Regions from separate parts of the Mus musculus genome. Here regions 2, 3, 4 and 5 are each linked to region 1. The links are chromatin loops, found by intact Hi-C in ENCODE. Cell type or tissue: heart. All regions are shown on one strand. Links, peaks and the distances in the headings refer to the core of each region. The heading gives the core; the rest is flanking DNA.

Region 1 (6,292 bases), core at 468-5,467:
GATGCAGGTGCTGGCAGGCAAGAAGTATCCGTGGAATCAGTGTTCATAAAGCTGAGAGAAGGGTTGGAAGAGATCAGACCAAGTATTAAGAGAAACTGATGGAGTTGGGCATATACTTACTATGTACAGGTTTAAAAAAAAAGATATATATATTATATACCTTGTAAATATACTACTACATACATGTATTTGTATGTATGTATGTTTGCATGTATATACGTATGCATGCAATAGGAAGCACAGCCACGTGGAGATGGAATGTGAGTCATCAAAGTTCAGGAAGCGGGTCCAGAATCATGGTTAAAAGCATAATCTGTTTAAGCAACCTGCACTTAAAACCTATCTCTTCAGTTTCATTGGGTTAACTTTGCTGTGCCTACATGCTAGGGTTGCTAGGAGAATGAAAAGATTTAATACATGTAAGACTCTTAAAGCAACATCTGCCGCACAGGAAGTACGGGTTAAATGTTACCTTTTACCGTTTTGCCTTTTGGCTACTATGATCAGAACCTCCCAACCCTCTGTAGTACAGCTGTCCCTCAGTGCCCACAGGGGATTGGTTCCAGGGCTGTCCTTCATTCATATACTAAAATCCAAGGATAGAAAACTCTCATACAAATGACATAGTATTTGCATATAACTTACCTACATTTTGCATATGATAATGCTTTAGTTATTCCTAGATTGTTAATTATCTAGTCCTGTACAATGTAAATATTAGTTTTGTTATACTGCATTATAAATGAAATAAAGACAAAGAATATACTTATTTATGACAGACTCAATTTTATTTTCAAATACTTTCAATCTGTAGTTGAATTTGAGGATGCAGACCCCTGTGGGTATAAATGATTAACTGTATTTTATTGTTAATTTGTTGCAGGCTGACATTTTAGTACAGAAAAGAAATAAAAAATGAATAATGTGTGAGGGGAGATAAAATAAAAGACCATATTTCAAACAACTTGATGCAATAGACAATTTCTGCACAAGTTTGTACATGATACTGGATTTCTGTTCTCTCCATATGCAGATAACTGTTTAAAGACTAATCGGTGGATACAATTTGAGAAGCCAGACATTCTTCAACGAGCCACTTTGCTTGTTTTTGCCACAGATTAGTGAGAGAAAAATTAAAAGTACATGAAGTACTTAACTGGGCTATATAATGATCCAGAGGTGGAAATCACAACCATAATAGTCCATTCTTGTGTCTGGCCATTCTGTTTAGGGTGCATCTTCAAACTGTCACGATCTGAATCAGCCAAGTGTTTCCTAACACTGTAGAAAGTAGGAAATAAAAGGCAGGCTGTGGTTTGTACCTCAACAAGAACATCCTCTGGAGGCTGCTCAGACCACACTGGCCAAGCAAGGCATTCTTGAGTAAGAGTGCAAACAGGAGTGAATTTAAAGCCTTCAGTGGGATTCAGTACCTAGATCCCAGCATCCCCAAGACCCACTCAACAGTGCATCCTCATCCAATGCTAGTACTTATTTATTTCTGTTTGATCTTTTAAATAATATATTTTATTTATTCTTTGACAATTTCATACAGGTATCCTGATCACACCCAACTTCCCCTCCTACTCTGCCACCCCCAACCCCCAACATGTTTCCCTCCCACCGTCCTTCCTTCCCCTTCCTTCCTTCCTTCCTTCCTTCCTTCCTTCCTTCCTTCCTTCCTTCCTTCCTTCCTTCCTTCCTTCCCTCCCTCCCTCCCTCCCTCCCTCCCTCCCTCCCTCCCTCCCTCCCTCCCTTCCTTGGCACTGAGTCCAATTACTGACCCCTGCTCTCACCCAATAGTAGCATCATTTTAAAAAGAGATCACGATGATTATTAGTGACTCACACCTTGGAGTACTCTAGCCAACTGCTGAGTGTTACCATTTCTGTACATCCATCTCTACAGGACTTAAGCAAGTCCCCCTCAGGTTGATGGTATCTCCTATCACATTTAGCATAATGCTTGACCCCACACAACAGGTGCTTCGTTTTGTTGAATGGCTGTAAGCAGCTTTTGTGGAAGCAAAACTAGCCCTTCAACCTGCCAAACTCTAAATGCTTACAAAACAAAACAAAACAAAACAAAACAAAAAAACAACCTGTCCAATTAATTTATTATGCAGTACTCTGTCCGGTCTGGGACATTCAATAATCTGGCTTTACCTCCATTTCTGGGAAACAACCTCCCTGTTGCCCCAGAGTCCTTTAAATATGACGGTGGCCGTTTCCTCAGACCTTTCTGGATCAGAGCCCCACTTTTGTGTGGGGTTTGGCAGAGCTCATCTTCGCAGCCTGGGGACTGCGGTGTGTGGTCCTGGTGGTGATGTATGGTGGTGGCCTCGCGTGGTTGCCCGGGCCCACCGCACCGCAGCGAGCTGCACCAACCCAGCCGCGGGCACGCGTGTCCTGACCCCCGACGGCCGCAGTTGGGCGCGGCGACCACGTCCCATGCCCGTGGGCCAGAGCGGAGGGGGTGGCGGCGACAGCCCCGCCCACCGGGCCGTGCGCCCCGCCCACGCGCGAGGGGAGGAGCTGGAGCGGAGTAGGGAGGAGAGGTCGGGCGGTCCCGGGAGCGCGGAGAGCCGGACTCCCAGGCGGCGGCAGCAGCGGCGGCGGCGGCGACGACGGCGAAGAGTGAGTGCCAAGGTAGCGCCGGGACCGGACGGGGCGGGGCGGTCGCCGCTACTTCGGGGCCGCCTGTGGGTCCCGCGGGCTGGCAGCGGGCTGGAGCTAGGGAGCGGAGGAAGGAAGCGCGTGCTGCGGGCGCTCTGGGCCGCGGAAGGGGAGTGGGAGCGAGGCCAGCCGGGGCCCACAGACGCGAGAGCCCGCTGGGGCGCGAGTGGCCCCTGAGGCTGGGTCTCCGTAGCTGCCTCGCTCGGCCTCGCCCCGCCGGAGGAAGGCCCGGGAAAAGCCGCCAGGTCGCGGTGGTGCGGGAGGAGCCGGTCGGAGCCGCCACGCACGCCCCTCCTCCGATCTCTAGACGCGCGTGGGTTGGCAGCCTCGGTACTGGGTCTTCACAGGGGGGTGGCGGCGGGTAAGGAGCTGATCGTGGAGAGAATTCGGGTGACACTTCACGAGGGACCCTGCGGCGGTGACTGGAACAGGAAGGTCGGAGTTCAAACTTGAGCCTTGTGTGCTTTTTTTATATTTTTTTTTAAATGTAGCGCCTGAAGCTTAGCCCGTGGGTTTAAAAAACTCCTCTTTATTTTAGTTAGGGCCTGTCAATTAAACTTCATTTTAAGACGCCATTGCTAGTGTCTCCTGACACTCGTTTATCCTTTTAAGTCTGTGGATGCCTTGTAAACTTGACTTAACTTTCACAAAGGGAGCCGTGATTCTTGTTAAACTTTAAGCAACTGGAAATCAGCTGGAAGGATCTGCCGAGGCCTGTGGTCTCGTGGTCCTCCTGTGCGGGCGTGGCTGTGCACAAACAAGTGGGTAGGAAAGGACGCAGCCCCACGCTTGAGCTGGAGGGGAGATCTGTGCCCATGTGCCAGGGCACGTTTAAACGCAGCTCCAAGTGGAAACACTGGGGATGTCTTAGGCCTTGTTGGACGGACTTCACATGATTCGTCTCATTCCGGTCAGTTATTTCCTCTCCCCACTGCTCTTTAGACACTGTTTATATTTCCTGGGGCGATCGTAGCGTCTCCTGAATAGATTGTCTATAATGAATCTTTTGGATGTTGTCAGAGCCAGGCTCTGTGTCTGTGTGTTCTCAATGTTTAAAGCAATAGCTTGGCTGTGTTTTGAGAGTGCTGGTCACCCTGCTGCACCATTGCTTGGCACTTCAAACCATGGATGTAAATTACCTCCGGATTCCAGCCCTTCCCCAGGGAAGCTGGGAAAGCAGTCACTGGAGAACAGTAAGGTTAAATTTACTATGATCAAGCAGTCACTTTCAAGAAAGGAGGGCCACCCTCCCCTTTTAGAACAAAAATGTATATGTCAGCAGGGTCATTTTCCAATAAATAAGCATATGGTCCTCACATATTTTTATATTTTCTCTATATTTTGTCTGTTTCGTACACGTGTACCCCCTTACCCTCTCTTTCAAGCCCCTCCCACTGATCACCTCTTTCCTCCCCACCACATTTTAAAAAGCAATCAATTGTAGATTGCTAAGTGGGCGTTTAGATAAAATATTCAGATCCTTTGCCTCTCTTAACAGTCAGCCAGCACCATAAAGTCCTGGGTGAAGTCCAGTGAATGCTGAACACTAAGTACAATGCAGCTGGATTGAGCACAAGCACGTTACTGTGTAGAACCCAGCACAGTGTGCAGCTCTTAGATTTGTATAGAACCCTATAAGAATAAGGATCTGTGCTTCTCAGGAGACGACAAGTGTGGTATACAGAGGAGGTGCAGAAAGCTCTGAGCTTATTTGAAAGACAAATCTCTTGACAGTTGGGTTGCTGTTGTCATAGGTTACAGAACACACATGGCGTTCAGGTGATGAGAGCAAAGGGCCCCACAGTAAAAAAAAAAATTTTTCAGAAAAAAGTTAGCTAATGCCCAATAATTTTTATTCCAAACCTCTCTCTAGTAGGAAAAAAAAGTCAGAACGATCTCACTTACTACGCTGTGTTTTAACTAGCTTTTGCTGTTGTTTGTTTCATTTTAGTGTAAGCCTTATAGGAAGGTGAAGTTCTAGAAGTAGTTTTCTGAGCTTGACTGAGAGGGGAAGGTACTTAACAGTGGTTTGCTGTGTAGGCTTTCTTGTCAGACACTCCAGGATGAGAATGTTATTTAGCCCTTTTCAATCCGATTTGTAAGCAGGAGTAACAGTGGTCTCTACTTGTAGTGTTTTGATGAAAGTGTATCAATTAGTCTTTGAAAAAAACAGACTGAAACTAACCTACATAAAGGGCTTAGAATGATCACTTTTCTTTTTAATCTAGTTTACACAGCAGGTTACTTGATAAATGATAATAGGTAGAACCTTCTGGAAATGCAAGATGCCACCATTTTAAGTTCCAAAGAGTGATGAGTGCTGGCAGGGTAACTCACACCTGTAATCTCAGCAGTTGGCAAAGCCGAGACAGGAGAATTGCTCTGAGTTCAAAGCCAGTTTGGACAACATAATAAGTTCTAAACTAGCGTATATTAGAGTGATATCTTGCTTTAAAAAAAAAAACAAAAAAACTAAAGGTTGAGCAGATTGTGTGTGTGTATGTATGTGTGAATGTATGTATGTGAATAAGTGTGTATAAGCTTGTATGTCCTGTTTTACCCATGGCAGTATGAAAATGATTGATGGGCCAATAATTTTAATAATGCTTTTGATGTTGTTAAATACATAGTATTTAATGCTAGGCAATTAGGAACATAAGTTGCTTTTTAAGTTTAAAAAGAATTTTTATTTTAAATAGTTACATTTATTAACCTTGGATAGGAAATTAAATAAATAAATAAGCCCAGAAGTAACATTTGTCTTTAATCAAGAACGACTGTTAAAGTTTGAAAAGATGTGATCCAAGAGTGTGAAGTGGTTGGCTCTTGTGTGCCTGGCTGTCCAAGGCCAGCAGATAAGCCATAAAAGTGGGGACTAATTGTGTTTATTTTGAAAATTTTGTGAGAGTAGATGGTTAATTCAGGAAATGAACTCACAGAATCACTGACTTATTTGCTAAAGTTTGCGAAATTGAAAAAAAAAAACTTTTTACTCTAAAAAACAAACCCCTTTGAGCATCTGCTTCTTCATTAATGCATATCAGATGCATCTGATGAACCAAGTCGGTGACACAGGAGTGCTAGCTTACCACGATTTCAAGTATAAAGGGTACAGTGTTCATTATGAATTGTTTTGAGCCTGTGACATTGTGTTCTACTGTACTGAAAGACTTGATTGACTAAATCATTGCCTGCTTTTACTCCTGGAATGTCACAGCATAATGTTGGCTTACTGGCTTGTGTCCCTAGGTGTGTGAATCAGATGACTTAGTTATTTCTCTGTGCCTTATTGAGGTTGTGAGGAATAAATGAATTTGCTAGGTAGACCACGTTGGACATTGCCTACCATGTATTCAGTATTCAGTAAGTATTAACATTAAGATATCTTTGTACAGATAATGAGTATGCATTACTTTTAAAACAGAAAAATGGCCACACAAAATTTTCATATTTCTCTCAAGTCAAAAAGGCTATTATTATTTTTAAAATTCTGCCAAATTGTACTTACAAAGTAAGAAACTATGCAGTGATTAGGCAATAACATTTTGTCTTTTAAATATGAAACAGGTTTTGGTTATCAACTTACTCAACGAATTAATTCTAGATCTTAATTTCAT
Region 2 (6,292 bases), core at 606-5,605, 370 kb after region 1:
ATAGTTACCATAACAGGGGATTGAGATTGTTAAGAAATGTGTGAGCATAGCTGGAGACATGGCTGTCAGTAAAGTGCTTGCCTTGAAAGCATGAGGACCTGGATTCAATCACCAGCACCCAGATAAAAATGTGTGCATCTGTTACTCTAGCACTGAAATGGAGGACTACAGAGAACTTCTGGAGTTTGCTAGCCAGCCGCTCGTGCCAACCAGTGAGCTCTAGGTTCAGTGGGGGATCTTATCTCAAAAAAGTAACGTGAGGAAGTGAATGAGGAGAACTCCTAGCATCAGCCTCTGCCTTCACGTGTGTGGCCACATGTACGCACAGAGAAATGTGTGAGAGCAAGATTTGAACATGGCTGAAAACTGAGTACCAGCATCAAAGGAGCAAGCGCTTTTGAGGTTTCCTAGTAGGCCAGTATCAGACACATCAGCTGTGTATTTAGTCAAGGTACTTGGATAGTTTCCACATTTACTGATAGAATATTCTCAAGAGAAGCGTGCTTGCTATACATAAAAACTGTCATGTTGCATGAGTATACGTACAAGAATGTAATGTGGGTCATGAAATGCTGTGGAGCCTTGATTTGAGTAAGAGCTGGAGAGTCTCCTCTGCTCTTACTGTGAGGATTATCCTATAAATGTTCTTACTGATAGTAGCAGACATTCTTTAGACATTAAAAAAAAACACTTTTATCTGTTATTTATTTATGTGTGTTTGAGTGTGAATGTACCACAGTATGAGTGTAGAGATCAGAAAACTACTATGGGAATCCCATTTTGCCTTTCATTCTGTTGATCCAGGAGACGGATTCAAAGGGTTGTTTAAACTTGATTAGTTATTGGAATTTCAGCACTTGTTGTAATTTCTATCAGGACAGAACTTGGTTTACAGAATTGATGTCAACAGTCTCATAGTGCAGCTAGAAGATTGCCACTAGCACTTAAGTGTGACCTTAGTAAGTTTTATCAATTCTGACAGTTTCATCCCTGTGAGAAAGGGATAGTTATTTATCTAAAAGGATGTGAGGATGAAACATTCGTAGCACCTGCTGCCTGAGGTATGTTTTCTATTACATAATGTATCAATGGAAAAGATTTAAAATTATAGTGTGTATTGGCACTGGATTGTCTTAGTGGGATTTAAGGTTCCCAACTAATGTCAGAGTTAGCATATAATTACGAAATTAGTTTCCTCCCTTCACACATAATACCCAATGTACTATAAAACATTTCCTCTTGAGCACATTTGGGGAGCTGGAGACAGGGTTTTTTCTTATGAAATCCCTGCGGTCCTGGAACTTGCTCTGTAGACCTGGTTAGCCTTGAACTCTGCCTCCTAAGTGTTCAGATTAAAGGCATGCGCCACCACCCCAGGCTCTGGAGCACATTTTACTAACACCGCTGACCAGATACCGACAGATCAATTTATCGCGTTGATTCTAGAAAGCGTTTCCACAAACACTGTTTTAGAGGATGGCCGAGCGTGCAGTTGTGCAGTCAGGACTTAACAGCTCTTAAAGCATGGTTGCAATGACCGGAAAAGGCGCGCAACCCAATTAGTTCAACTCCTCTTTTGGATTCCTTCTGCCACGCAGATTCAACCCTGGAACTCCGTTCCACATTAAACCGAATTGCCTTGATTCGTTACGAAGGGTGGAGGGACAGCTCTAGAAATCCAACAGTCAGGGACGAGCAGCCGTGCGGTCGCAACCTACCGGAGGCTACTGTGGCACCCCCCACCCCCCGGAAGTTTTTGAGGCTCCAGTTACTAGGTCTGGGAGTCACCTTGACCCTCCCAGAAAGGTGGGGAAAGTCCTGGCCGGAGACAGAATGAGTGAAACCAAAGACAGAGAACACTTTCGTGAGCAGAAGACGCCCTCACGTTTTCCTGTTCTCAGAGGTATCTAAAGACCGAGAGTTTAAGGGTGACAAGAGCAGGTGGCAGAACTCCGCCCCGTACTCGCTTCCCCACCTTCAGCGAGCACGCTGCACACTTTCCTTGAGATCCCGCCTCTCAGGCGCGCGCGAAGAGTTGCTGCGCAGTGCACGCTGGGAGTTGAAGTTCAGGAGTAGACAGCCATCCCGGGCTAATCAGTTGTGGCCTACAGGCCCCATGGTGCCGTGCGGCGCAGGCCGCTCCCGGATGTGTGCTTGGCGCCGGAAGAGAAGGCGGCCCCCCTCTCTCGGCCCGGCCATCTTGTGGGAAGAGCTGAAGCAGGCGCTTTTGGCTCGGCGCGGTCCGCTGCAATCCGTGGAGGAACGCGCCGCCGAGCCACCATCATGCCTGGGCACCTACAGGAAGGCTTCGGCTGCGTGGTCACCAACCGATTCGACCAGCTATTTGACGACGAATCGGACCCTTTCGAGGTACTGAAGGCAGCAGAGAACAAGAAAAAAGAAGCCGGCGGGGGCGGCGTTGGGGGCCCCGGGGCCAAGAGCGCGGCTCAGGCCGCGGCCCAGACCAACTCCAACGCGGCGGGCAAACAGTTGCGTAAAGAGTCCCAGAAAGACCGCAAGAACCCGCTGCCCCCCAGCGTCGGCGTGGCCGACAAAAAGGAGGAGACGCAGCCGCCGGTGGCGCTTAAGAAAGAAGGTAAAGCCGGGCGAGGCGGTGGGGAGCCCGGGCTGGCGGGCAGGACGGGGGCGTGCGCCGCCGCTTGCTCGTGCAGGCGGCGGGGCCGCAGAGCCCTCGGAGCCCCTTCACGGTGCGGGGAACGTGGCTGGTCCCAAGTCCACGCCGCTCTCTCGGTCGCTTGCTCGCTCGCAGGCTCGGCGGGAGCCTTCCTTCCCGCCTCGGGCGGACGGAGCGTGCTCCGAGAGGGCGGCCCGGGCGTTCCCGCCGATTCCTGCCGGGCGCTAGCCTCCTGGCTCTAGGCGCTCGGGAAGCAGCGCGGGCATTGCTTCCTGCCCGGCGGGCTCCTGGCTGCCGCTGCCTGCTGTGGGCTCCTGCCCTGCCATCTTGTCCCACAATGGCGCGGACCCTCAAGGAAAGGCCCGGGCTCAGAGTTTCCACTTGGGCTGCGTCTCCGTTTGGGGGTCCCTGTTAGAGTGGAGGGAGGGAGGAGTTGCTGTTTGGGTCCCACGTGTGTGTTTTGTGTTGTGCCCTTTCGCTCTTACGTTAGAAGAAGTTCCTGTAACTTACTGGCGAGAACTAAAGTGTTGGAGAGGAGAAGAATTTAGCCCCACTCATTTTAGAGGGAGTTCCGAATAAAAAACTGGTCATTAGTGGAACCCATCTCATGTCTCCATCTCTTCTTCCAACTAACTCCCTGGAGCCCCCAGGTCATAGGGCTTTGCTTGTTCTGGGCCTCGTGGGCGAAATGAGTGCCCAGCCTGTCATGTCCCGGCAGCAGAACTCAGGCTGCAGCTTTTCCTCCGCACGTGCGTAAAGCGTGGTCGGGTCTTCATTGGCGGCTAATGGTCTCTTCAAGGGCACTAGAAGTTTCATAGTTGTTTTGATTTTAGCATTCTTCTCCATTACTGGCTTATTGTGGATGAAAAGGCAAAGCAATTAGGGGCTAAAAAAGTGAAAAATCAATAGCGAGTACATATAGAATAACCTGTGAATCTTTAAAATTGGTATTATGTTAAAGTGCCTCTCAATGCCACGTGCTCATGAAAGGAATTGTTTCTCATTAGATTGTGTTAGGTTTGAAGTTTTTTGGGGGTGGTGGTGTCTTTCAATGAAGGCTTAGAGTAAAACATCCAGTTCCTAGTAGATTTATAAAAGGGAAGAGTTCTATTAATATATTTGGAAGCATAGTCTGGAGTGTTAGAAAACATCACTTGGGCAGAAGTACTGAGCGGATTAAGCTTCTTGACATTACATAGTTGAATAAGACATTTAATTTCTGTGTTAGGGACACTAGATAGTGTTATTTAAACTACTAAAATTTACCTCCTTTATGACTGTAATTCACAGAAGTACATGAATAAGTTGAGTAAATAAAACACATCACATAGATGAACTCAAAAAATGGTCAAAACATGAAGCATGATTTTAAATTATTCAATTTTCATCACAAAGCCAATTTATGATCTTGCCTGTAAACTAGCATAAGTCATCAATGGAGGACATTTTTATTTATAGCCAGGATTACGTTTGTCATTTACTTCAGAAAACTTTTTCACAATAGTAGTCAACCTTTTTTTTAGTTACGTCCAAGTCTTCCATGGGTTGTACTGGGTATTGAACTTAGAACCTTGTCCTTGCTGGGGAAAATTTTGCATTACACATCTCAAACCCTTAGATCACTCTTTAAAACCAGAGTTGATTTTAAATAAGGTTATATATACATATGGGGAAATTTTGAATAAAACTTCCAGTTAGTGCTGTGTGGTGGTGGTTGGTAGACTTGTAAACAAAGTACCTATCTGTAAGAGTGGAAACAATTGTTAACCTATGGTGTGTCCTGTGTCTCGGGAACACAATGCTGGAATGTAATGTTTTTCTACATAAATTTTGATGCATTTGTCTATTTGAAGAACTTGAATTGGCAAAATGTCATTAAAAGTAGACCAGGTTTTTTGTGTTTAGCAAAAAAAGAAAAGCAACTCTGGATATTAGTGCAGTTAAGAAACTCATGTATCTGGTAAGTACAGTAAAAGAACCTTGTATGCTTTTTAAAAAATTTTTTTTCAGTAGATGAATTTATATTTTGTGGTAAAAGTGGCCGAACCCAGCATTTTGCAAACTAAGTGAAAGTAGCTCTCACTGAGCTACACTCCCAACCACTTGATGAGTTTAGTAAGTTTTTTTCTGATTATGTAGGCCTCATACTGAATATTGGGTGGGGAAGCAAGCCATTGTTCCTTGGGTGTGTTTAGCTTGGTTATCATTACAAGTTCTGAGCTGGTTCTATAGCTCCACCCCAATACACTATACCTCTGATGAAATTTATGTAAATGCCACGGCATAAGGGCTACATTTAAGGCTTGCCCTGAGAATTTACAGAGACTGAGCTTAAATATTAAGGAATTTCACCTTTACTGTATGACTATAGTTAAAGATATCTGAACAAATGAATATATCCTGATGGTGTTCCATTTTCTTAGAATTAGTCACATGTTTAAATATTTTACAAAAACAATTTCTCAGCTGATTTTGTTTTTTTGACTATCAACACCTATGGCTTGGAAATTAGAGCATGTCTGAAATGTTAGGCATGCATTTAACTATCAACTTGTCCTTTAGACTACCAATAATTCAATTTAAATTGGTTCTTTTTTTGTGAGTTTCGTAAGTTATCAGGAGAAATAAAGGCAGGAAAATTAGTTAATGCTTTAAATACCACTTAGTGCCATAAGTTTTCTATTTTCCTTTTTTTGAGAGGGTTCTGTGACAATTCAGGGCTGTGCATGTTACTGACACCCTGGTAATGAGCTACATTTGCAGCCCCCTGAGCATGTAATTGCTAAAAGAAGGTCTTAGAGTGTCTGATTTGTGAAGATGCTTTGAAAACAAATACTTGCAAGAGCAGACCTAGAAAAAGGCTTTCTATCCATACTAATAATGAAGTACTTCCTACTGGTTACATGATAATATTAAAAACTTGGGAATGTGTACACATACTTGGACTGTGAATGTTTTGGGTCTGTGGAAGGTTTTTTTTTTTTTTTTTTTCTGATTAAATAGCTTTGCTTGTTTGGATTGAGTTTGGCACATGGTCTCTTTGTAATCCAGATTGGCCTTGAATTTGTAAACCTGCCTTGCCCAGTGTAGTGTTAGTGTTGTAGGACTGTCTAGTTCAAATAGCCATCTTAAAGTTGTTTCTAGAATAAGTGCCTTTTGTTTTCCTTTCAGAATTACAATTTTATAGAATCAAGATTTCACTATTGGCTCATCAAGATTATATAGAATGATACAGAGTGAATTTCATTCTTCTGAGGGGCATATTTAGTGAATGTCCAGTGCTTTCTTATTTATGAAAGCTGCTGGTATTGGCTTTGATGTCTTAAAAGCCAAAAATATATCCCTTGATTGAACTATCTGTAAGTTTAGAATTTTGTAGTAAGACTGACTTGGAATGGTACCTAGTGATTTCTGTGCCAGTTGTAGAATGCTTGTAGATGAAGTTTGAGATATTTACTGTTGAATAAGAATGTTTTAGTTTAGCTGGGCGTGGTGGCGCACGCCTTTAATCCCAGCACTCGGGAGGCAGAGGCAGGCGGATTTCTGAGTTTGAGGCCAGCCTGGTCTACAGAGTGAGTTCCAGGACAGCCAGGGCTACACAGAGAAACCCTGCCTCGAAAAATTAAAAAAAAAAAAAGAATGTTTTAGTTTGTTAAA
Region 3 (6,292 bases), core at 909-5,908, 59 kb after region 1:
TACGATGAGTTATATGTGGCTAGGGTGACATTTTGAAAACTTTTAAAGTCATTTTTAAAGTAGACCACTTCATCAGATTGTTTAAATCAAACAGGAATTTGAGAGTAACCTAAAATATGTATATGCTTTGGAAAAAAATAAGTGTCTTGGGCTGGGTTGATGGCTCAGTAGATTAAGGCACTGGCTACCAAAACTGGTAACCTAACTTCTGTTACCAGAACCCACATAGACGGTGAGAAGTGATTCCTGAACATTGTCCTTTGACCTCCACAAATGTGCCGACATATGCCGCACACAGTCACACGGATAAATAGTGTTATTTTTTTCATACTATATACATCAAATTTATACAATTTTATTTGTCAAATAAATGAGACAGAGAACATGTGAAAAAATTGTAAAATGGAACTTGAATCAAATAGAAAAAGCTCAATTTTGGCAAGTATTTAATTGCTTTACAATTCTCAGTACTCAGCAGCACTGCATGACTTTATCAGGTCTTTTGGGGCAATGACTACCATTTGACTTAGGTCTTTATCACTTCTGTGGCATTTGAAATGTTCAGACAAATTTCTTGGTTTCTCTTTTTGTCTTCAGTCAGAGTCCAAGTTAGCTATAGCTACTAGCTTACTCAGGGATATTTCTTATACTGCTGGTCTGTATCCTCTTTACAAATGATGATAACACATAGCAGAAATAATAAATTTAATTTGAAAAAGGACAGTAGTAATTATATCTTTTGACTCAGTCTTTTATATGAACAGATTAATAGTGTCATTCTTTTATTAGGTTCCATTTAATATTTTGTGAATAAATTTTGAGGCATAAAGGTATACAATCTAAGGTTTTTGTATAAAGAGCTCTCCTTTTAAAAATTATTTTCTTTTAAAATTCTCCTGTGTGTGTGTTTGTATGTGTGTGTGTGTCTGTCTGTCTGTCTGTCAATATGTGCATGTATCCTTAGAGGTTCATAGGCACCATATCTCCCTGAAGTTACATATGGCTGTGAACTTCCAAACTTTGGAGGTAGGAGGCCTTTGCAAGAACAATGTGCTCTTAACCAATAGTGTTATTTTTAAAAAATGCCGGTGTTATGAAGTTCATTAGTCATATAGTGTGAGAACTCAGAGCTTAGGTAGTAAGGATTAACTTCCTCCATGTAACCTAGATCGGGTCATTTTCATGGGGATAATGCACCCAGTGTCATGGAAAGAAAAGGAAAGCTTACAGTGCTTGGAGTGGGCACCGGCACACTGGCACTGCGCTTATGATGGCCGTTGTTTCCTGTCGCGGTATCAAATGCAAATGGACATGCATTTGAACAATGCTTTGTTCCTTGTGACAAGCGATGAACAGCAACCCGAAGGCACTTTTATGTGTAAAGTTACTGTCTGTTTTGTTTGAGGAAGAACATTTGGCAATTGAGAAGCTTTTAGTTACCAAACTAGTACATATATAAAGCAGCCACATTGACCTAATTAAACAGCTTTCCGTTTTTTAGATCTCATTTCATTGTTAAAATGAGACAGTGATTTTGCTACCAGATTGTGTATATATTTTTTTACAAGGATTAGGAAAATACATATTTACAGCCATATTAGATAACTGCTCTAAGTGCAGATGTTTATTTTGCTTTCTTTCCGTAAAAGAACAGGTGCCAACAGGAAGCTAAGCAGAGCGTGTGACTTCCCTTGGGAAGAACGGGGAAAGCAGGACTTGGAACCATGTGCTGATAGCCCAGTGCAGACAGGAACAGACAGGCTAAGCGGGAAGGTGCCTTTTCATGTGGCAGGCACTCACTCCAACAGTCCCCCACCCCCACCCTGGGCAGCCCAAAGTAGATGGAGCTACAGTCTCGTCGTCCTGTAGTACGTACAGGGAGTGTATGCACTGGTTTGGGCTGAGCTAGTTTCGTAGTCTGTTTTGTAACACATGCCTGTGTTCTTCTGGTGAATGAATAACCAGATGAGCAAGAAACCCATGCCTGTGCTGGTCCTGACAACACCTTTTGAGCAACAGTCTTCCTTTATTTGGAAGATAAAATATGACTAGGCAGTTGCAAAAAGGGAAGCGGTAGATGGGTCTGTGGCGTAGAGTAGACCACTTTAAACGGTTGGTTACCAAACGTTTAGTGAGTATCTAACCTACACTTGAGGTCATAAGACCTTTTTTTTTCTTTTTACAAACCTGTAGTCTACTCTGAGTGGCCTTAGAAGAAGAAAAAATGTATAGGCATACCTTGTCTGCCTTTTCAACCTTGTCCACAAGCAGGGCCCAGGACAGTGATTTTCCTCCTGAGTCTCAGTTATGGTGGCAGCAGTCAACCATTCCCATTCCTGTAGCTCAAGAGACCTGGCAAATTTTGCATTGTTTGGTTATTTTTTTGTTTTGTTTTTTTGTTTTTGACACAGGGTCTGCTCGGTAGACCAGACTATACTCAAACTTGTAATGATCCCCTAACTTTCAGATCATCTGACTTCAGTATATATAAACAGGACTGGATTTAATTTTGTAGTCTTTGTTTAAAGAAGACTCTCAAGGTAATGTAAAACTTAGAACCTACAAAAGTTGGATCTGAGTGTAAGTAAGTGTAGCAGGACTGACTGCCCCACCTCCAGGCCTTCCCTTTGCCCTGTTGTGTGGTCATCAGCATACTCAACCCCCAGCCTACAGCAGGCTCTTGGCAGGAGGTAGGGGCTAAGCCTGGTTGTTCAGTGAGGACTCCTGACTCTTCCAAAGAAGGGAAGACAGCCCAGGTTGCAGAGAACTGCTGCCAGAGTCACTCGTGGCCACCAAGCACTTGTATGATATGATGAAGTCCCACCACTACCCCATGAAGGGAGGCCTTCACTCTCAGGCCTCCCGTGCATCTGTGGTTGACCAAAAGCTCTACCGAGGAGGCCTTAGAAAGGAGCCTTGGAAGCCGTGACCCAAGCCTTAGGAGAACCATCCAGCCTGCAAGACTGTACAGATACGTGCTGACGTGTACTCGATCTCTCTCGGCCTTAAGTGTCTCTTGCCTCTCTCTGCATAAAAGAGCTAAAGCACTTTGCTCATCAGTCTGAGTGAGATGTACTAAGCAGAAAAGGGATGGGGGGAAAACCCTTTGGGAAAATCAATGTGAGGGTGACTTTTCCAGTACAACACTGGCTCTCCTCGCCCCCTGGAGGAGGACTAGAGAATGACTGTCACAGACCATCCCAAGCATAGAATGTTCCTTCTGCATGCCTTGAGAGTATTATTAGAAGCTTAGAATTGGACACCCGTTTATAGTGGTAAAGAGTGAAATGGTTACGACGCCATTAAATTGACATTTCATATTTGTTAAGTACACAGTTGTCTTAGCCAAGGTTTCTATTCCTGCACAAACATGACCAAGAAGCAGTTGGGGAGGAAAGGGTTTATTCAGCTTACACTTTCCACATTGCTGTTGATCACCAAAGAATGTCAGGACTGGAACTCAAGCAGGTAAGGAAACAGGAGCTGATGCAGAGGCCATGGAGGGATGTTACTTACTGGCTTGCCTCTCCTGGCTTACTCAGCCTGATTTCTTATAGAACCCAAGACTACCAGCCTAGAGATGGTCCCACCCACAAGGGGCCCTCTCCACTTGATCACTAATTGAGAAAATGCCTTACAGCTGGATCTCGTGGAGGCATTTCCCCAACTGAAGTTCCTTTCCCTTTGATAACTCCAGTTTGTGTCAAGTTGACACATAAAACCAGCCAGTACAATAGTGAACAGTTAGGACAACCTACCACTGCTGTGGTTCACATCAAATTATCACTAGTGTTGTGCATCGTCTCCCTCTTTAAGACTTTACCAAGGAGGCTGTAAAGATGGCTCAGTGATTAGGAGCATACACTGCTCTTCATGGGACCTTAGTTCAGTTCCTACTGTCCATACCAGGTGGCCCATACCTGCCGGGAACTATAGCTCCAAGGGATCCAACCTTTGGCCTTAGCAGGTATCTGCACTCACGAACAATTTAAAAAATAAAACAAACATTAAAAAGAATTTGTCAAGGATAAAAAGGTGATCAATCAGAAAACAGGAACTTTCAACTGTGAACTGAATACATATATCTAGAGTCTTGAAAACAAAATCAGTTTACTTTAAGTTGTTGGTATTACTACTAGCAAATGCCGAGGGGGAGGGGGAGGGCAGATTCTAGTTACAATTAAATTAAGGAGTAATCTTACCACAGCTCTACTTTCTGTGTATTCAAAGAAGAATTCAAAATAAGCCAGTGTTGCAGAGGCCTGTAATCTCATCATTTAAAGAGATGGGACAGTGCCATGGCCCAGTTGTTCAGCGTTGATTGTGTGCTTTATAAATGGAGAGCATCTGTAGGAAAAGTCTCACCCATTATCCTTGTTCGACTGCAGTACTTCCATCCCCCAAGTGACAGACACAGTGGTGCTGTTTAGTGATAGCTTTAGTGTTTGCTTTTTCCATAACCTCCTCTCTCCAGAACCTTGGGTGCACATCAGCGCCTGAGGACATACATGCACTGCTGAGATCTTGTAGTATTCATATGTCGGGGCAGGTGCTTCTCTGTGACTGTTTTTCCTTAAAAGAAAATGGACATGTTGTAAGTTATTGTTAGCTTTTAAAACACTTGGCAGAGGCATTAATAACTATTGAGGAAGTTCTTAAATATTTTGTCTTTAGTATTTCGCTTTTATATAGGCAAAAGATGAGAGTATCATCAACTTTTTTTTTTTTTTTTGCCTCAGGCTTCTAGAGACCCCAACAGGCTTCATCCAGAACAAGTTGATGGGCTGTGTTTCACCCAAGACAAATTCTTAGGGAACCCCTCTCTTTTCTTTCATCTTCTTCCTCTAAGGACATCTAGAGGTGACAGTGGGTCCTGGGAAGCTAGAATTTCTGGTGAACTAGATGGGTCCCTAGAACTGGCTGATCTCCGTTTTCAACACCCATCTTCACCCTGACCTTCCTTGCCACTCCTGTCATGGAAGGAGCACATGCACATGTCCACACAGCCATCAGTATCTTTCTCTCTTTTTAGATGTCTGTCCCCACTAGTAAAGCCACCATTAGGAATCTGCCATTAATACTGCAGTGCTTTGTATAAAATGGTATGTGCCTGCATAATAATGTACATATATGTACATTATTGACTTTTGAGACAAGTCTTGATATATATCTCAAATTGGCTTGACCTCAAAATGCTCATGCTTTGACTTCCCAAATACTAGGGTTATAGATGTGTGTCAACACACCTGGCCCTCTCCTGTGTAGATTGCTTTTACTGTCAGATACAATGCAAGTCCTATATAAATGCTGTTATGCTGTGTTGTTGAGGGAATAGTGACACCCCCCCCCAATCCTGTACATGTGCAATACAAACATGACTTCCTACCCTCTCCCCCGGAATATTTTTGCTATACAGTTAATTAAATCCACAGTTGTAGCATGCGTGGATACAAAGGCCTGTTGTGATGTAAGATGAAACTGGCCATGCCTCGGAGGCCCCACCCTCTTGCCTCTGGGCTCCCAGTTCCAGCCTTACCTGCTTATTTGCCTTTCTTGAAGAACCAGGCTTTTCCTTGCTGGTTTAGAGTACTCCTCCCATATATTCAGAAATTCTCACCTGTGTATTTCATACTGTCCACCCTGTTCTGTATTAGTTCTTTTGTGTCCTTATTGAAGCACTTTATCCAATTCCTAGAACACTTGTTCAGAGTAGACACTCAGTAAATATGAACTGACTAACTGAACAAGAGAACAAACAGATGTGTTCGGGGTCATGAGAGGACAGGACTTTTTATAGTCATACTTTAAGTTAAAAGGCCATTAAAACAGCAGTGCTCCAGGCATGGTAGCACACGCCTGTAGTTCCAGCACTTGGGAGGCAGAGGCAGGCAGATGTCTGCGAGTTTGAGGCCAGTCTGGTCTACATAGGGAGTTAAGGACAGAATATCATGTCAATATTCAGGGCTAGGAAGGCTAAGACAGAATTCCTTGCTGCGTGCAGATAGAAAATATTTTTAAAACTTAGTAGGATAAAATAACCTAGTAAGTTCAAGGCCAGTCTAAGCTAAAAATCTTAAAATAAGTACTAACAATAACAAAATATTCAACAACCTTTAATTTGTTAAGGAAAGATATTGTTAGAGAAAAGCCAGTAGATAAGTATTTAACAGGGATTCAATTTAGAATTATAGAAAAATTATAACATACTCCCAGAATTTTACAAGGAAATGTTTATCCAAATATCGTTTCGCCTGTCCTTTAAAGTGATGCATAATTGTGTCTGTAGTACCAC
Region 4 (6,292 bases), core at 841-5,840, 53 kb before region 1:
GGGGGCCTCAATCTGCAATAAAAGATCATGACCTTTAATCAGGAATCAAAAGTAACAAAACTATTAATCAACAATAACACTATTTGAAGCATATTTTCATTCTGGCCTCATCAGTGGGGCTCTAAAATAATTCAATAGAAACTATATGATTTACATTTATTAGGCTTATGGACAATAATTTTGTTAGTGGTACTCTGCATATTGGCAGATGAGATCTCTGTCCCTTCTTTCCACAGAACAGGACTCCTCCAAAAACCAGAGTTAATTTTACTCTCTAGTCTTCTCAGAGCACTTCTGACTTTTGTTTCTTTTGTCTGCTGGTGTACAAAACCTTTCAAGTTACACTTTACTCAAGCACAATAGCCATTGTGGCTGTGTTCCTCCTCAGGCAACAAGTTATCTGAAAAAGATTATTTGAAGGCAAAGGCCAGTATTCTTGAAAGAGTTACATTCTCAGAACAAAAGTCTTCTTGCTTAATGTATTAGTCAGGGTTCTCTAGAGTAAGGGAACTTGTGTGTGTATGTGAGAGAGAGAGAGAGAGAAAGAGAGAGAGAGAGAGAGAGAGAGAGAGAGAGAGAGAGAGAGAGGGAGGGAGGGAGGGAGGGAGGGAGGGAGGGAGGGAGAGAGAGAGAGAGAGAGAGAGAGAGAGAGAGAGAGAGAGAGAGAGGGAGGGAGGGAGAGAGAGAGATGAAAGCAAGCAGGCAAGAAGCAAAAACTTCCTATTTCCATGTTCTTCCATCTGCCTCCAGCAGATGGCGTGTCCCAAATTAAAGGCAGGACTTCCTATCTCAAAAGACCTGGTCTTCCCATTCAAAGATCCTGAATAGAAAAAAATCTTCCCACTTGAAATTAACTAAAAATCCCTCACTGGTGTGCCATGTTTGGGGGTTTTACCATTTCAGAATCAGTTAAGTTGAAAACCAAGAACAGCCATCACACTTAGGGTCAGGGCATAAAAGTGACTAACTACTAAGAGTCACAGAAAACGTGAAGAACTGGTTGCACTGTGAATCTGTGATCTATGCTTCATCAGAAAGGAGAGCAAAAGTGGGTTTCCTTACAGAGGCTGGAAGAGGCCACTGAAATCATTACCCTGGATGACATGTGGATGGAGCAGGTATTCCTGCTTCTCTCAATCTTTCTCAGCGTTCATAACACAGAAATAGAAAAGAATTGTGTTCTTCCAGTGTCTACTGTGGTCTTCAGACAAGCAGTCTTCTGTGACCACGAGTTCTTTTTGTCTCCTAGAGTGCTGAGAAATCTTACCAACTGTGCTTCTGTCCTGGGTGTAAGGAAGCCCCATATCTGCACGCAGGTAAGCATCAGGGATATCTGCATCAGGGATATCTGCATCAGGGATATCTGCATCAGGGATATCTGCATCAGGGATATCTACTGAGAGACCAATGGAGCTCAGGTTTGTAACCTGAGCTTTAGAGTATGAAGGTTTGGTGTTAAGCTTTAAAAAAAAACTATAAAAACAAAGATCTTGACCAATATTCATTCATACATTTAAGAACATTTACTCTAGCCCACTCATACAATAGTGTGTCTTCACACAGCAATGTCTGGCCCAAGCTGAAGAGAAAAACTTCAAGTTTTCGTCTGCTTTATACTAAAACATCCTCAGAGATTTGGGGGTGAGGGGATAATCTAATTATTGTTCTGAATAAAAAAATCTGATTGGAATCATTTTCCCAGTTATTGTCCATGTTCCAATAAACCTTTTACATTTCTTCACCTCTATGCAAACTCTGGAAGGAGATTCTAAATTCTAGCCACACTTCTGAATCCATGTGTAAATATTCACTATATATCGTCTCTATGCCCAGAACATTTCTCAGCACAAAAAGAAAATGGGATAATCACATTTGGACTCTAAACTCCTTTTAACTGAACTGCCTGTCCTTTCTTCAGGCATAGTTTTATATTATGTTTCTCAAGGTTATTGATGAATGGATTATTCCTGATCTAAAATAGTTATCAGAATAATTTAACTCAAAAAAATAATAAATCATCTATGGTGTTCAGTGTGTTTGACTGAAACAAAGCCACTAAAACAAGGGAAAATGGGGACTCACCTGACAGTATAATACAATAAGAGTGGTGAGATCTGTGGGAAAGTGTATGGCATTCCCTTGGACCTGCACTTTCTGGTTTTCTTTTTCTTTTTATTAAGTCCAGGTAATAACTATGTGAAGTAATTTTTAATACAGTTAACAACACTTTTAAATTATGAAAAACTACCACAGTAAGATTTTTTTCTTACAAAATGTGCATTTTCGGTCTTAGAACACCTTAGTCTTAAGAGTACCTAATTGATACTTGGTTAATTTTTTTTCCCCTTCTGAACAAGATATCACTAGGCACCCCACGATAGCCTTAAATTCTCCATTCTCCTCCTTCAGGCTCCTGAAGTGTCAGGAATTGAGGAATATGCCAAAACCCCTGACCATTTTGGTTTTTGTAGTAGTGTATCTTCATTGTAAAACTCATCAAAAATATAAATGTGAAGGTGTAAAAAAAAACAGAAAAAAATTAAAGTATATTTACATAAAAGCATGTATTAACCTGATAAAATGTTATGTTAGCTTTAAGCCTTGGAACATCTTCATTCATCATGGCTTTCTGGAGGAATCCTAAGATCTTGGCATTCTTACCTCCTTGGCAGTCATTCTGAATGCAAATTCCAAGGTACTCTCAGTTCATTTCCAGTGTGCACCAACTCCTGGCTGTCCTAGTGCTTGGAATTCTGGGACCCTGAAAGTTGAGGGTAACTGTACTTCTTATCCTGAACACAATATTCCATCTTCACCAGGGAAAAGCAAACTGGGAATTCATCAGGTTCTATGACTGATAAATCGGAAATGGGAAAGAGAAGATTTCACTCTATGTCTGGAGAAATGAACTCCACTTTCCTGGTGCCGGGTCTTTAAAACTCTTTGCAGAGTATGGGCTGAAAAGCATGAAAAAGTGAAACAAAAATCTTTTATGGAACTCGTGAAAATTCTGAGTGTTCTCTTCCCTCCCTTACATACACTGTTTCAAACTTGCTAGTTTTTAATACCCCACAGCTTCCCTCTGATCATTCTCTAGGCTAAGCTGTGGGGAAAGGAAAGCTACCTCACTGCCCATGAGAAGCCTGGCTGCAGAGCTAAGAGTGGGAAATGAAATCTCTCTTTATAAATCTGACAGGTTTTGTATATGAGAAAGCACAAATTAGAGCAATTCTCTGAGAATACAATAAATTGTCAAACTACTTGAAGATTAAGAAAACCCCCAAACTGCCAACTGTTGAGTTAGTTCTATTAGACTGCCCTGCTATACTCATGGTATCTCCAGGAACTCGTGGCTCTGAGGAAATAGGGTAACAGAGTTTTAACTCTGCCAAACTATGTCATACACTGCCGCATATCTACTTTTGTGCATGTACTTCTTATTTGTTTGAGTTCTGCTCTCCTGTATATAAAAGGCAGCTGAACACAAACACGAGATGGGAAGCCAAAGCTATTATAGAGAGATCTGGGGAAACTTTCCTTTCTCCAACCTAAAAAAGGCTTAGGTCATGGTTTCCCAGAAATTCCAGCAACATTCTAGACGCCCCAGCGAGATTGCACTGTCACACTTGAGCCCTGCCCCAAACCTCTCAGTTGGGCAAGGCCAGCACTCAGAGAATCATCCTTTCATTTTAGCCAAGGTAACATAGGCTCTGGTTTCTAGCTAAAACAGGATTCCATGGAAACAGTTAGGGATTACATGTTTAAACTCTGGATAAATGAGTGTGAATGTGAGAACGAAGATGGTGGCTCCACAATCTAAGGCTACAGAGTCTGACTGGGCTGAAACCAATGGTTCTGCTGAGATTGCTTAACCTGAATGAGCTCTCACCTCCTGTAATGGGGGAGAGGGTGACCCATCACTGAGGTTAAACATTTGGCACGAAGGGAACCTCTTAAATCATTACAAGGTATCCAGCCTGGTGGGAATCAGACTAAGAAGGGGAGTATACTCCAGGCTCCCTACCCTTTTTTGTGCACACACAATGCACACATGCCAGGTGCATTTAAAATCAAACCATTAGAAGAAGTCACAACATCTGCCCCAACCCCGGGGAGTAACTGGGACCAGTGGAACCCAGGCACCCAGGAACTCCGACCAACCAGGATCATAAAATCAGAGGTAAGGAGGACACAACATCTGCCCCAACACGGGAAGTAACTGGGACCAGCAGGACCCAAGCACTCCGCCCAGCCAGTGGCACAAGTTCCTTCTGGTCTGGGCTGGTGCCCTGGGCATACATTGGGTCCACAGCCTGTCCCACAGCATCCAGAAGAAGCTCCATTCCCAGGAGCTCTAACACAACCAGGACCACAGGATCCCAGGATCACAGGAGCTTGGTCACACCGGGATCTCAGGGTCCCAGAGGCAAGAGCAAGAAAGTAATCTTTCAACAAACCCAAAAGAAGATAGACACACAAACGTAATTCCACCTCTAACAACAAAAATAGCAGGAAGTAACAATCACTTTTTCTTAATATCTCTTAATATCAATGGACTCAATTCCCCAACAAAAATATATAGACTAACAGACTGGATATGTAAATAGGACCCAATATTTTGCTGCATATGTGAAACGTACATCAGTGACAAAGACAGACACTACCTCAGAGTAAAAGGTCAGAAAACAATTTTCCAAGCAAATGGTCCCAAGAAACAAGCTGGAGTAGCCATTCTAATATCAAATAAAATCAACATTCAACCAAAAGTTATCAAAAAAGATAAAGAGAGACACTTTATACTGGTCAAAAGGAAAATCTACCAAGATGAACTTTCAATTCTGAACATCTATGCTCCAAAGGCAAGGGCACCCACATACATAAAAGAAAGTTTACTAAAGCTCAAAGCATACATCACATCCCATAGAATAATAGTGGGAAACTTCAACATCCCACTCTAAGCAATGAACAGATCCTGGAAACAGAAACTAAACAGAGACACAGTGAAACTAATGGAAGTTATGAACCAACTGGATCTAACAGATATTTACAGAACATTTTATACTAAAGCAAAAGAATATACCTTCTTCTCAGCACCTCATGATGCCTTCTCCAAAATTAACCATATAATTGGTCACAAAACAGGCCTCAGCAAATACAAGAAGATTGAAATAATCCCATGCACCCTATCAGATCACCATGGACTAAGGCTGATCTTGAATACCAACAAAAACAACGGAAAGCACACATTCACATGAAAGCTGAACAATGCTCTACTCAATGATAACTTGGTCAAGGAAGAAGTGAAAAAAAAATTAAAGGCTTTTTAGAATTTAGTGAAAATGAAGACACATCATACCAAAACTTATGGGACACAATGAAAGCAGTGCTAAGAGGAAAACTCATAACTCTAAGGACCTCCAAAAAGAAACTGGAGAGAGCTAACACTAGCAGCTTGACAGCACACCTGAAAACTCTAGAACAAAAAGAAGCAAATACACCCAAGAGGAGTAGATGGCAGGAAATAATCAAACTCAGGGCTGAAAACAACCAAATAGAAACAAAAAGAACTATACAAAGAATCAACAAAACCAGAAGCTAGTTCTTTGCGAAAATCAATAAGAGAGATAAACCCTTAGCCAGACTTACGAGAGGACTCAGAGTATCCAAATTAATAAAATCACAAATGAAAAGGGAGTCATAACAATGAAATATATCTTAGAATAATTATTCTGATTGTTAAATATTAACAGTAGAAAATATTAAAATCATATTCTACAAACATGAAAATATTTTTGATAATTTTTCTCACTATGCTTGAAATTATCATTTTAATGTTTAATTTAAAAGAGTTTTTGCCATTTTGAAATTTTTAAAATATACTTACTGATAAAATAATTTCTCTCCTTGAAACACTGATAATTTTTTAAGTAAATTTATAGTTAAACAATACACACAGATATATAATGCATTTTAAATACTCTCACAATGTCAGGTGGTATCATATAAGGGCTTTGGAATATATTTCTTGATGATTCATTTTTAATATTTTATGCTGTTTTACTATTTTTAATTTCCAAAGAATATTTTGTATGTTTTGAAACAGTTTAGTATTCAACATTAGATATAGAATCCTCAGTTATGGATTGTATTAAATGTTCATTAATGATATTTTTAGGATATGAAAGGATATGAATATAAAAGTTGAACAAATTTTTATGTATTATTTGATTCCCAAAATACTCAATATTATTAATATATTTGATGTATAAAATGCACTTAAATAATAAAAAAA
Region 5 (6,292 bases), core at 441-5,440, 260 kb after region 1:
CAGAACTTCCCAGAACCTGCTGGGGACCTGCTGGGGACCAAGTGCTCAAACATTGTGATACACATCAAACCAATGACTTTCACCTAGCAGGTAAACCAGGCTCTCTGTGGAGAGCGACTCTGGCTACCTCTGCCTCACCTGTTCCTAGATTTCCTTATTGGCCTTGCTCAAACAACTCTTTACCTAGAAGTTTCCAGGGATCTATCAGGTTCCCTGGTCTCTTCTTTTTGTATTTAAACTTCTGATCCTCCTGCCTCTACTCTGAAGTGTCGAGATTACAGATGTATGTCATCAAGCCCAAACAGTGTGGCAATTTTCGTTTTACACCTTCAATAGTAGTGTGCCTTGTAGCCACACAGAGGTCTAATGTTTGAGCTGGAGAAGCAATCAGCTTTTCAGTTTTTCTGTTAAGGGAACTTGATACTGTAGGTAAGAGCCACTAAAAGATGTAACAGAAGGAGGTAACATGACACAGTTCTTCTGAGAACTGCCTGGTCTCCTGTCAGTGAGAATAAGATAGCTCGCTAGCCAAATTGAACCAACTGGTTTGAGGGGGGGGGGCGCGTTGGTGGGAGTACAAGAATCCCAACTCTTCCTTTAAGGCATGGAGATCTTCAGTTTCCTGTGCAGTGGCCTAGGAGCATCGTGTCCAGAGACTAAATCTCTCTGAGATCTCAGGACCTCTGCATTCTGTTCTCATTCTCAAGAGTAGATATGTCTCTGTTGGTTTTCTCTGCCTAAAACTCGTCCCTCAGGCAACCAGACAAACCAAGAGCACAGGTTGTGTGTTCATTGGATGACAGACTGGACAAAAGCTGTCAGGGAGAAAGCGAATCCTCTAAGAGAGACCAATATCTCCTCCAGGGCAAGGGAACACAGAAGCCAAGGTATGACCCGAAAGCCAGCTGATTTGTTTGTGGTGAGAGAATCAGCTTCGACACTGCTAAAAGTTCATACTGGCCAGACCAACGTGTTCTCGCCCTGTTGAAAAGTCCATTCCTACAAAGCCAAATTATTCAAAGGAGACTTGGTGAACAAGTGTTAAATGAAATGTGTTCCCCAGCTTAGTTGTCAATGGAGTTCTCAACCGTTACAGGGATTGCCTTGCCAAAGGACTTCATCATTCAGGTCTGCTGGCCAAGTGTCCTTCTCACCAGAAGACTGATATAAGGCCAGTCCTTGAAGTCTATCATGCTTTTAAGTTTTCATGGCTGGCCAATTTCCTTCTCTCATAATGTTAAACCATTTCCCCCAAGTCACCAAGGATTCATTTAATCCCTTATTGTCACAGACAAACTCAAAGTCATCTACTTAAGAACACATTTAAATACAATTGCCTAGTTTTTAAACAAAAACTTATCCCAACCACTATATATACATACATATACCATATACATATACCATATATATATATATATGCACATATATATATATGTATATACACGTAAAGATATTTCTTATTTACATGTGCTACATGTGTGTTGTTGGCTGCAGAGGGTAGAAGGTGTTAGATTCCCTAGAGCTGGAGTTACTAGAAGTTATGAGCTGCCCCACACAGATGCTGGGAATTCAACTCAGGTCTCTGTAAAAGCAGCAAGTGCCCCTAACCACTGAGCCATCCCTCCACACACAAAACAAAACAAGTCTCGCTATTTAGGTCACTGTATAGGCTGACCTCAAACTTGAGATCCTTCTGCCATTGCTTCCTGGATGCCAGGACTATGATGTACACTGTCACAACAACCCACCTATTATCAGTTGATTTACAAGTTCGTCAAGGTTGCTGGATAACATTTTCTAATGGCTTGCAATGGGAGAAAACAACCTTTTAAATAAGGAGCTTAATTCTCCCCAGGAATCCTGAGTATGGAAACTCTTCCTCCATCTGAGAAGGGAGTAATCTGAAGGGATTAACCTAGTGCCTGGGAAATTGGGTGAGTACATGGGACACAGGAAGAAAAGGGCAGACATTGGAAGGTCTTGGTAGCTTCCAGCCATGGCAGAGTGCTGTTAGGTATAGGTAGCAGAAAGCACTCTACTAGAACACGGAAAACACATCCTTGGTGTGACGTGATGCTGAGTCCCCAGCCCATCTTCGGCACAGATACTCTTCCCCAACGCTCACCTTTGAACTAAATAACGATATTCGTATCTTCTTGGAGGGCAGAATAACAATGCATGAAATCATAGTCCTTTACAAAATGTTCTTGCTTATCCACCCCATTCAGTCGGGCGTCTTAACAGTGGCGGGACTGACTAGTAATCATTTTTTTTTTCTCTCAAACTGTCATAAACATACCAAAACATTGACCTTCATGTGTCTACGTCTGAGATTAACTGCAATAATGAGAAGAGGGAATATAGCAGTGAGACATTAAGAGGAAAGGTGACCCAGTGCGGCTGGTGCTTGTTGAAGCTGGACAGCTGACACAAGGGGTTCACTACGTTGTTTGCTGTACTTTTAGGTCTTCCGGGGTGGAGCTGTGTATTCCTCTGAGCCCTTGTTGTGACATAGAGTGAATAGGGTGAGGAGGAGCCATTCAGCAACTTGGTCTAGCAGGAAGCTCTCCTTCATGACCTGATGGTATCAAGCGCCCCCATGTGGCAAATGTCTAAATCGTCTCTGCCGGCAATAAATGTGAGCAATTGTCTGATCTCTGTGTCGGTGTGGGCGGGGCTGTTGGGGCTGATGAAATCTAGGGCTTTGTGTATAGTAGACAACCGCTACACTTTATCCCCCGTCCTAACTTGTAATTTAAGAAACGTCTTGATTTTGTTTTGTTTTGTTTTTAAACATTTGTCTATAGATCAGCCTTGGTTATTATGTTTCTGACACACTGCTTCAAATCTGCGGCATCATTTCAACTTCCATAACACTTGACTGCTAATTTGTGATTATCTGCTTATTAATCTGATAAATTCTTCTTCCCTTCTCGTCTCTTTTTCAAATGGACTAGAAGGAAGGAGGAAGAGAGGGAAAGAGAACAGAAAAGAAAGGAGGAAAGAGAGAATTAGACTCTTCTCCCTTCCCCTACCCCAATGTTCATGCTATGTCATATGTGGATTAGCAAGAACCATTGTCTCATCTTCTGCCATTGTTAAGTAATTAGCATGTCCGTGCCATTAGACCCTGTTGGAAACTAACTTCTGCCACTTGAGCTTGTCATTTTACTTCCCAGAATATTTCCCCTTTATCTGTAGCATAAGAGTGGCAACACTAACCTGGCCTCTGCAGGGTCACAGTAGGGTCATGCTAAATGGTATTGGAGAAAGCCCATAGACTCCCACAAAGCCCCGTGTTGGGGGAGCATGGTGCTGGAAACACTGTTACAGCAGCTGGCCTCCCTCCTGACCCAACTGCCTGCAAAGGTAACTGAAGTCCACTTAAAAGAGAAGGGCTTTACGATTCTCCTAGTTAGCTGACCTATTTATGAGCGCAAAGCCCAGCAAAGATGGTCTTTTCTTATAGTTTTATTTCAAAAAGGGAGACAATAATCTCCTCTCCAACATGGGTGCAGACAACAGTGCTTGAATTTGCTAAGGCAGATAAGGAACAGGGCATTGAAAATACATCACAAGGCGATACAAGATAATAGAAAAAAGTAAAAGTAAAACCTTCAGGTTTTCAAGTGCCACACAGGAGTCTCAGGTAATGTCATGGGAGTATCCCCAGCTTTTACAGAAAAGGGAGTGGGCAGGTTTTTCTGGTTCACAACTTTCTTTTTTTTTCCCCCTTGCTCATTGTGATGGTTGGTCTTAACTGTCAACATGAGAAGATTTACAATAAGTTTGGAGATCAGGCATTAGGTGTGAAAGGACTCACCCTACACGTGGGCAGCACCATTCCAGGGACTGGGACCCTAGACTGAGTAAAAAGGAGTAACTGAGCCAAGTTCCCGTACTCTCTGCTTCCTGAATCCAGACATGGTGAGCCAGCTGCCTCAGGCTCCTGCCACCATGTCTTCCTGGCTGTGAGCCAAGTTATAAGCCCTCCCTCCTGTAAGTAACAAGAAAAAAATAAGTAGTATGCTCATCAATAATAGCTCACTTTCTTTGGGGTTGGGGGTATAGAGGGGGTCTCTCTAGGTAGCTGAGTCTAGCCCAGAATTCTAATCCTCCTGCATCAGCTTTCTGAGTGTTAGGGTTATAGTTGTACACCACCGCACCCAGTCTTCCAGTAGATTTCTTTAAGAGTGGAATCTTAAAATGAAAGTGGGAAGGAAATGCCTTTAGCCAGGGGATTTCTCATTCTGTGCCTTAAGCTCAGACAATATCTGGACGCTGGTAAGAAGCTAGGACCCAGGAGAAAACATGCGCCCTGTGCACAACTTTCTCACAGATATGTCTGCTCACTAGAATGTGCACTTCTTGGACACGAGTCACACTCCCCAGACCAGGATAAGGCCTGCTTGTGTTTGCTGAGATAATAAATGAGTGGACAAAGAAGCTGGAGATGAGACTCTCACAGAGGTAATCCATTACTTAGTCCTGACTGGGTCCCTTCTTGTTTTCCTAGCAAATTCCCACATTCATCCTTCTGGTTCCAAAGTGGGCTCTATTGTATGTTGCATTTTGTTGGTTTTTTTGTTTATTTGTTTGTTTGTTGTTGTTTAATTTTATCATTATTTTAAAAATGAACACTCTGCCCTAGTGAGATGGCAAGGCCAAGTCGGAACATGATTTTTTTTTTTTTTTTTTTTTTTTTTGATAATTGGATCTTCAAGTTCACCCTTGCTGTCTGTATTTTGCACAGTGTTCAAAGGGAAACAGAGCCATCTTGGGCACGGCCAGGAGTTCCTGCAGAGCAGGGGGTTAGTTGAGTATCTTTTCTAGTAGGATCTGGAGCTATAGTCTATAACCACTATCTTCAAAAAAAAAAAAAATCACATTAAGGGGGAAGAGGGAGGGAGAGAGACAGAGAGAGATATCACTGTTTTGGAGAAATACAAAGAAATAAAGTGGAATAAAAAAAACTAAAAAAAAAAAAATCACATTAAGTAAAACAAAGAGAATAGAGAAACTTACTGTCCACTTAGGACTGGGTTTATGGCCAAGTTGTTTGAGCTGAATTAAATGTCACTGCTGTGGGAGTTAAGGATGCAGAGTCGGTGCTCTCTGCATTGGGTTTAAAGGTAAGAGATTGAGGGCATTTTCAAACACAAAGGCAGGAGTTTTACAAGTGCCTGTAATCCCAGCACTTGGGAGATAGAAGTCAGATCGGGAATTCAAGGATACATAGGCTACATGAAGTTCCTTCTCAAAAAACAAACAGGAAGAGAGATGCACAGAGGAGCTAAGACGCTTATCTGAGACACACAGTAAGTGGTGCCTCTGGAATCAGAACGTGCACTGGCCTGTCCTGCTTACTCAGTAACATTCTGTTCCAGGTTTGATTGGGTAAGGCACTTGAGCCCTACTTATCCCTGAGTAACAGCGTGACTCTCAACATCACCTTGCAGCACCCACTGTCTGTGGAAACACTTGTATCAGAGCCTGGAGTCAGCAGGACCTGCATAATCTTTTTGCCCACATGTTCGTGGCGTGCCGACTCTGAGTCCTCTGTTACTATGAATATGAAAGCAACATCAAGCAGTACAGTGCAGCTCTCAGTGGCGTTGGGAGAGCTTTAATTAAATGACCATACAGGCGGCGTTGCTTAGGCAGCAGAACCAGACAGGGCCACTTTGTTGACCTACGCCAAACACACATGCAATAGCTCAACTTTACAATTGAAAGTCCTCAAGAGAGGAATAATTATTCCTAGCAGCATATTTAAAAGAAAGGGCCTGACAAATAGACATTGAAATACCAGTCGAACAATAAGTTTAGGCATCTGCGTACTCATGGATAGTACTGATCCAAGGTCCTTTTCTACTCTACCCCAGGACACCTCAAGCACCATCCACATATACATACAAAACAATACTTGCATAAAATGCATATTCACAGACATACATGCACATGACCACACAAGTGTGTGCTTGGTATACTTACAAACAGACGCACAGACACATATGAACATGTGTAAACAAAACATACCTACTCGTGCATATACACACATGACCACACTTGAATTCATTAGTAAACACTTGTGAACATACATACTTCCCCCCCACACATGTACACACACACATGCACACAGGCATACACACACGTGCACCCACCAAAGCAAATTAACACACAGTCATGCATATCTTCACATATGTGCATGCACATGCCCACAACAGCACATATATACATACATATATGTGTGTGTGTGTACATCCACTTGCTTATATAACTGCACTCATAC

The links. Peaks named below come from ENCODE experiments on the same cell type or tissue, not always from the same donor. Only the 100,000 strongest peaks of a DNase experiment are listed, where the experiment ranks them.
Region 2: it touches region 1 in a loop (6-fold over the local background); 3 of 42 quality-filtered maps call a loop at or near these places.
Region 3: a loop joins it to region 1, with 2.8 times the contacts of the local background. A loop is called at or near these places in 12 of 42 quality-filtered maps.
Region 4: it touches region 1 in a loop (4-fold over the local background); 5 of 42 quality-filtered maps call a loop at or near these places.
Region 5: it touches region 1 in a loop (2.4-fold over the local background); 6 of 42 quality-filtered maps call a loop at or near these places.

What each region holds. Positions count from the first base shown.
Region 1 is chr6:66,893,880-66,900,171 of GRCm38, forward strand. Gng12 (guanine nucleotide binding protein (G protein), gamma 12) reads left to right here and starts at 2,518. Exons shown (of 5, transcript NM_025278.5): 1 at 2,518-2,648. 4930597O21Rik (a long non-coding RNA gene) reads right to left here. Exons shown (of 3, transcript XR_003956381.1): 2 at 2,166-3,138; 3 at 765-1,281. In heart, for the core only: a CTCF peak has its summit at 2,376; DNase peaks (open chromatin) are centred at 2,512 and 3,542; H3K4me3 peaks cover 1,962 bases; H3K27ac peaks cover 1,490 bases.
Region 2 is chr6:67,264,814-67,271,105 of GRCm38, forward strand. It overlaps Serbp1 (serpine1 mRNA binding protein 1), which reads left to right and starts at 2,166. Exons shown (of 8, transcript NM_001113565.1): 1 at 2,166-2,596. The coding sequence starts at 2,284. In heart, for the core only: no CTCF peak of the experiment used is centred there; DNase peaks (open chromatin) are centred at 2,078 and 2,818; H3K4me3 peaks cover 4,493 bases; H3K27ac peaks cover 2,457 bases.
Region 3 is chr6:66,952,297-66,958,588 of GRCm38, forward strand. All of the region lies in intron 3 of Gng12 (guanine nucleotide binding protein (G protein), gamma 12), which reads left to right. Among named protein-coding and RNA genes, the nearest start is that of 4930597O21Rik, 31 kb to the left of the region's middle. In heart, for the core only: a CTCF peak has its summit at 3,168 (motif pointing left); no DNase peak of the experiment used is centred there.
Region 4 is chr6:66,840,081-66,846,372 of GRCm38, forward strand. Gm36610 (a long non-coding RNA gene) reads right to left here and starts at 2,896. Exons shown (of 3, transcript XR_001785438.1): 1 at 2,662-2,896; 2 at 1,268-1,393; 3 at 1-12. In heart, for the core only: no CTCF peak of the experiment used is centred there; no DNase peak of the experiment used is centred there.
Region 5 is chr6:67,156,367-67,162,658 of GRCm38, forward strand. It overlaps A430010J10Rik (a long non-coding RNA gene), which reads left to right and starts at 1,435. Exons shown (of 3, transcript XR_001785271.1): 1 at 1,435-1,934; 2 at 2,466-4,470. In heart, for the core only: a CTCF peak has its summit at 2,606 (motif pointing left); a DNase peak (open chromatin) is centred at 2,595; H3K27ac peaks cover 354 bases.